2 separate regions of the Homo sapiens genome follow, and region 1 is linked to region 2. Evidence: chromatin contacts called from ENCODE Hi-C or POLR2A ChIA-PET data. All regions are on one chromosome and are shown on one strand. Each heading gives the region's core, a stretch centred on a gene start or an enhancer-like site at or near the end of the contact. The rest is flanking DNA. Distances are from core to core; before and after follow the strand shown. Region 1 has its middle 190 kb from the start of LINC02756. Region 2 has its middle 150 kb from the start of LINC02756.

Region 1 (3,335 bases), core at 325-2,824, 35 kb before region 2:
AATTTCTTCATAGGTAGAATAATAGTATTTGCTGTGTAGTTGTGTGGATTAATGCTTTACAATGTGACAATGCTTAGTATCTACAAATGATCATTTGATAATAGTTTTTAACAGACCACAGTCTCAAGATTGGCTGTGCATTAGAATGACCTGGAGAGCTTTAAAAGAATCCCAATACTCAGGCAACACTTGACATCAATCACGTCTGGACCTCTGGTATTGGAGATGCAGATATCAGTATTTTTAAAAATCTCCCCTGGTGATTCTAACATGTGAACAAGAATGAGAATGACTGTAAAAATGTATTATTAGCACATAAAATTCCATCTTGTGCAGATTCCATTTGTATAAAAGTGAATAATGGAATGAAGCTAAATTCCATTTAAGACCAATTGTAGGCCCGGTGCTCCTCACAATAGTCCCATTTTACAGATAAGCAAAGCAAGAGGTTTGTGGGAGTTAAAATAAGTATATAATGGAGCTGGGATATCAATGCAGGGACTCTAAATTATAATCAATGCAGTTTTCACTACGTTTGGACCCTCTATTTTCTAGGTTAATCTTATGGCGTGGTGCTTGGATTTAGTTTAGAATCTGCTCTTCTTGTTAAATTCTGGGATAAGTCTGGCAGGAAGCAGCCAGGTGATCAACATAAAGCATTCATTGCTCCTTTTTCTTTATCACATGGCTAACAGGAGATTACAGCAGACAATTTGGTTATTTGATGAGCAGAGGCACAGATGTTGAACCTGAGTGTAGGATTCTGTTCCTACTATACCCACGTATTTTTAGGCAAGTCACTTACCCTCTCTGAACTTTCTACTCTTCAACTGCAAACAGCAATAGACGTGAAAATTCTGTGTATTTCTTCTTCATCTTTTAAAGGTGAAATTAGTAAAATGAGCCGGAACCTCATTTCAGCTGGAGGTTCAGCATGGAGGAACTCCTAATAATTTTTCCTCACATACTTCCTCACACAAACTCAAGTTAATCCAGACACAAACAAAAAAGAGCACTGAGAGGTGGAGTCTTTTCCAATCATTGTGGGCTGGTTTAGGTCTCCAAGGCCACAGAATGAAAAGTTTATTGAGGAGAAAGAAGCGCAGTGGCCAGTGTCGGGGGCTTGCAAATTATCCACCAGGGAGCTTCCCAACCAGTGACCCTGAATGGTTATACATGTAGAAAAACTTTTACTCCTTAGTTCTTGGGGCAGCCAGGAAGAGCTGAGGGTGGCCAGAACCACAGATCATCCCTTTGGCTTACATAGTAGAGATTGTGTGCCATGATCAGTGTTTCGTAGGTCAAGAAGTGCAGAAGGTTGGGAGGCACTGTTTTCCTTGTCCCCTCCCTCACCTCCACTGAGGTCTGCCCTGGTTGCCAGGCACTAGGAAGGTTATGTGAAAAATACTCACCATAGCACTTTGTTGTCTATTGTAGGCACAAGATCCTAGTAACCTAAAATGACTCAGCAGTGGCCATGGAGCCATAGAGGGTCCATTAATGGCCATGATGCTCTGTATGACACCATTCTTGAAGGCTCAGTGCCAGGCAGTAACAGCCTTTCCAGGGAAGCTTAGCCCAGGCCCAAATCCAAAGAATGTGGTGGAACATGCTGACCTTTTTAGTCATAGTGGGGGGTTGTGTGCTTTAGACGTTTTATTACAAAGCAAGGAGATTCAAATAACTATCCATTAGAGTTTCTGCCCTTCTGGAGGAAAAACATTAAGTTTTTGAGAGGTTTAGCTAAATTGAAAGTGAATTTGCAGACCTTAAATCAATTGTACTGGAAGTTAGACTGAGAATTAACTATGAGGTCCAGCAAATGTAATGACCAAGGATAAAGATCTTATACTGTTTACTTTGTCCTAAACTCTTATTAAAAGTATGGAAAAAAGATAAATTTAAATGTTCGCATGTTTGGCTGGTGACTGACATTACAGGTAAGACTCAGTCCTTAGAAGACTCAACAAAGCAAGTCCAACCTCAAGTATCTACAAAGAAAATGTCCTTCAAAACCCATCAAAAGAATGGACAACAGCTTTGGCAGACAGTAAAATTCCAGTCTTCAGAGAAGCAGGTAGCTGCTTTCACAAGAACCTAAAAAAAAAAAAAAAAAAAAAAAAAAAGGAAGGGAAGAATGGACTCAATTCTTAAAGAGAAAGAAAAACTTTAGAAAACCCTAAACTGCCTATGGAGTTAGTTCCTAATAATAAAGACAGTCAGATTAAGTTTTAGATGAACACTTGCTAATGGTGAGTGATTGAGCTGCTTTTTTCAGGGGAATACAGCATGGATCATGAAAACTTGGAGTTGAATATACTGAAGGCATCTAATGGAGACTTCTTACATAATGGATCCAGAGGAGTTTGGAATGTGGTGAAATTACTGACTTACAGTATCTCAAAGTGAGAGTTCTGTCAACTGAGAAAATTTGACAACATAACAAAAGAAAATGTCCAAAGGTTGACTGAGGAGGAACTTGAAGGTTCTGAAAAATATCCTTCCATTCTTGATGTGCTAAGTGGCACATTTGGCAGAAGCATGATCTAGAATCTCCTGGATGATCAGATCCCTGAGGAAGAAAGACCATCGGGCTGTGATGTTGTGATGTTGCAGGTGCAAATGGCCCAATGACCATTGTTGATCTGTTGTCAGCCCCTGGAGTCCCTCCAGTCTGGCCAATTCCATCCTTAGTCAGTAGGTTTACCACGACAGCAAGACAGCTCATCTTGGTGCTTCTCATGCAAGCAGAAGCTCAATAACTTCCTTTGATTCAACCTCCCCACAAGATAGTGGGGCAGCCAGCCCAGGCTCTGGTCCTTTGCATTGTCCTCCAGTCAGAGGTCAGATGTGGAGAGGGGTCCCAGACAGGAGTTCCTTGAAAAGAAGACACCTGTGCTTCCTTCTATGCTGGAAAGTGAGACAAAGCTCCCTCAGAGTCCTTCCCACCAAGGGTTCTCCCTGGCCTACCCACTGTATGCCATTAGCAATAAGGAATGTCTCAACACCAACCACTAGATTTGCTCCTTTTTCTATAGAACCTGGAAACACAAGGGGATCACATTCAAGCTGATCTGTCTTCCATTGAGTCTACTTTGAAGGTCCAGAACAACAGCAAGATGTTGTTTTTTTCCAAATATTTTTTGATCTCTTTCAGTATTCAGTAAGGGACTAGATGATGGCTCCATTAGAAACATGACAGTTTATAATTAATTGTCAGTATAATATATTAGAGTTGTGAGACAGAGTCTCTGTCTGTCACCCAGGCTAGCGTGCAGTGGCACGATCTCGGCTCATTGCAACCTCCGCCTCCTGAGTTCAAGCGGTTCTTCTGC
Region 2 (3,187 bases), core at 388-2,887:
TTTTCTTTATGATACTTTAATTTCTTTTTTGGCCTAGTTCAAGTAGAAACTGGGTATAAGCAATTAGTCAAGATGCTAGAAAGTAAGATTCTTATGCATGTGAATTAATTGGAGTCAGTGAGAATGCTGCAGGAATATTCTCTGAGTTCAACTGTTAGTATTAGCTAGGAAAAGGGGAAAAATGAAAGCCTGAACATTTGGTAGGAAAAAAAAAATAATTGTTCCTTGGATTAGGCCTAACTGAGTTGAGGGTGGTAAAGTAACCTAGAGGAAGTGACTGGATAAAAAGGAGTTGCATGACAGATAGCTAAAACCAGCCTGAATGCTGAGAATTGACGATGGGGTTGGAGTCAGTAGTCTCCCTTGATAGTGCTGCAAGTGAGTACAATCGGTACTAAACCAATTTTTAGACAAAGAGTGAAATTAGATCAAGTATCATTGAGAGTACATAATGAAATAATACCTTGACTAGGAGTTGGCATCTTTTTGTGATGAAGAGATCGCATTTGAACAGGGAATGAAAGATGGTGCAGTGCTTTCGGCCGGATTTCAAAATGCCCAGTGTTTCTCTTTGGGTTTCCCCAAGTCTTCCCAGTGACAGGTACCTATGGGCATTACACAAACCAAAACAGGCAGCTGAGAAAGGCAGACAAACTACAAAGGGGAGATGTGTGCCTTTAATGAAAAACTGAAGGTGTAAATTTGGGCTTCCCAAAACAGAGATAAATATATGCATTTCTCAGCGGTACTGAGAAATAACTGTGAACATAACAGCCATGTCACTTCAAATTACTTACTGCTTGCGTTAGGGGAGGCAAATGTTTTATTAATAAACAAGCGGTTAACACACTATTTGTTCTCAATTATCAGTGTCTGGAAGGGCAGGGGAGGCCAGGCTGAAACATCTGACAAGAGAAATGATTTACCAATTTAGTGTGACTGACAGACCTGGTGATGAAAAGGGACTTTACTGTGTAGCATCAGGGAGTGGTGTAAGAGATGTGGTTCTGCTGAATGGAGGTGGTCAGAGGTTCTGGGAGGCCCACCTTTGCCAAGATAAAGAGCTTCCTCACAGGACTAAGAGCCTGACTGGATTGATGGGATTGACTGGAAAGGAGAGAGTAAGGGGAAGAGGAGGAGAAAGGGGAAGAGACGAGGAGAGGGGCAGAGGGAGAGAGGGACAGAGGGAGAGAAAAGGAAGGAGAGATGGGAAGTGAAAGAGGTAGAGAGGGAAAGAGAGAGTTACTGCTTTATTTGGTGCAGAGTAAAATTTAGGAACTGCACACTCATCCATCACAAGCTGGCTAATAACTGATTGATGACTGCAAAGCACTTGGAAGAAAGGAAGTTTTACACAAATGTTAAATAACAAAAATGTTGGAATTTAGTTGATGATTGCAGCCAAATCTAGCCTGCCAGCAGAAAGCTGGGAAAGTTATTTGTTTGGAGAAGGGTCTGGATGACTCTTGGTCTCTCACTGCAAACCACAATTGGATTTCCCACGTGTATGGCAGGGTGGGAACAGGATGGGGTGGGGTGGAGTGGTGAGGTTTTCAGATGCAATTTAACTGTGCTGTAATTAGGAGTATTATGCTCCAGGGGTGGCCCCTCCTGACTCTTCTGGATCCTTTGCCATTACATTAAAACTGGCCTGCTACAGGCACAAGCTCACATGACTCATTGGCATGAATGAAACTTCCCGATTAGGGGTTGCACTGGTTGTAATTTATTAGTGTAGAGCTGTCATAACAAAGTCATTGTAAAGACATTCAGCACTTACCACCAACACAAACACTGCCTTCTGCAAAAGGCTTTGACTTTTCATAGCCACCTGCACCACCTGCCCCTCCCGCCCCTAGAAATGAGACCTCAGTCTGGTGATTTTTCAACCTATTACAGCTCTTTGAAGATGAAAATCTCACACATCTTTCTGACCAAAACTCCTTTTGGTATTTTAGGATCTATAATCGTTCTGCACCCCTAGTTCTTACTATACTTGTTTTGTTTGTTTTTTAGGAGGAGAGAAATAGTTCTTCTCATTTAGGAAATTTAATTACCAGGGTATTAATCTGTCAATTTTAGGCTGCTCAATGAATTCTTATTGCAAAAACAGCTGTAGCCAACAATATTGCAATAGTGTATTCTTAAGCAAACAGCAATGTCTCTGGAATGTGTGCACATAAATATTAATTAGGAAGAGAAACAAGACAGCAATGAAACAGTTTCTATTAATTATTTTGGCTCCTTTTCAAATTTGTTACAGTTTATCTGACTTTCTTTTTCAGAAGCTCTGGGAACAATCTGTCTTAGTCTATTTATGCAGTGAAGGTGTCTGAAAGTCAGTGACTAAATTTAATGGTAAGTCTTCCTGAGAAGGAAATTTTTTCTTCTTTGCTAATCTGGGCTCATGATGAAGGCAGAGAGGACTTATTTTGATTTTCCCTGTTGGGCCAGATGGTTTCTGTGGACAAGCTGTCAGGGGAATTCCCAGGACTTCCTGGCTCTAATTGAGGCCTGTTACCAAAAATTTGCTGAAGAGATCAGATATTTCCCATGATAAGGAAAAGATAAAGTACAAACGCAGTTGCTTCTTAGTTATTCAGAGAAACTTACATGGGGGTATCTATTACCTGTAGCATAGTCAAGACCCAGAAGCAGGTCACCGCATTCTCTTAGCAACCCGAAGTTTGCCCAGAGTTAATATTAGAGTTAATGTTACATTTTGTTTGGCAAGTTTGATTATCTTTCAATTTTGTCTAGTTTTTAATTTGTGTTTTTAGCTCATGGAACATAAGAAGGTAAATACAATGCAAGCACTAACTATTTGTAAGATTGGTAAGAACAGGTGATAGCTGATGTGAAGTTTAGAGAGGTACTAAAATGAGCAGACATAGCAAGTGTGAAAGCCAGGGCTAAGCCACTGAGAATATCAGGAGAGAAACCTTTACATCCCCTTCGCCTTCAAAGACCTTCCATAAAATATTCTACATTTTAAGCTATAACCTTGTATCATTAAGAAGAGAATCGCGTGAATCGGGAGGCGGAGCTTACAGTGAGCCGAGATCGCGGCACTGCACTCCAGCCTGGGCGACAGAGCGAGACTCCGTCAAAAAAAAAAAAAAAAACAAAGAAAAAGAAGAGAATCCATTTAAGTCACAAAAGAAAAATTGCAAATGGCTTATAAACA

What was found. Hi-C counts contacts between places; a loop is a spot of excess contacts on that map. ChIA-PET counts read pairs that join two places held with the same protein, here RNA polymerase II (POLR2A). Pooled maps may share reads with other maps.
Region 1: a loop to region 2 is called in a map of ascending aorta, with 6 times the contacts of the local background. The contact joins two enhancer-like sites. A Hi-C loop is called at or near these places in 5 of 168 maps with a recorded cell type or tissue (CD4-positive, alpha-beta T cell, Caco-2, ascending aorta and 2 more), 1 of 37 single-sample maps with no recorded cell type and 4 of 50 pooled maps. POLR2A ChIA-PET finds 5 or more read pairs at or near these places in 1 of 52 experiments (H1).

The regions. Positions count from the first base shown.
Region 1 is chr11:91,980,395-91,983,729 of GRCh38, reverse strand. No RefSeq gene overlaps it. Among named protein-coding and RNA genes, the nearest start is that of LINC02756, 190 kb to the right of the region's middle. Within about 2 kb of position 1,574, at least 4 of the 41 ENCODE cell types and tissues checked have a DNase peak (open chromatin) inside an H3K27ac peak, as active enhancers do; they include ascending aorta, where a contact is called at or near this core.
Region 2 is chr11:91,945,846-91,949,032 of GRCh38, reverse strand. No RefSeq gene overlaps it. Among named protein-coding and RNA genes, the nearest start is that of LINC02756, 150 kb to the right of the region's middle. Within about 2 kb of position 1,637, at least 3 of the 41 ENCODE cell types and tissues checked have a DNase peak (open chromatin) inside an H3K27ac peak, as active enhancers do; they include ascending aorta, where a contact is called at or near this core.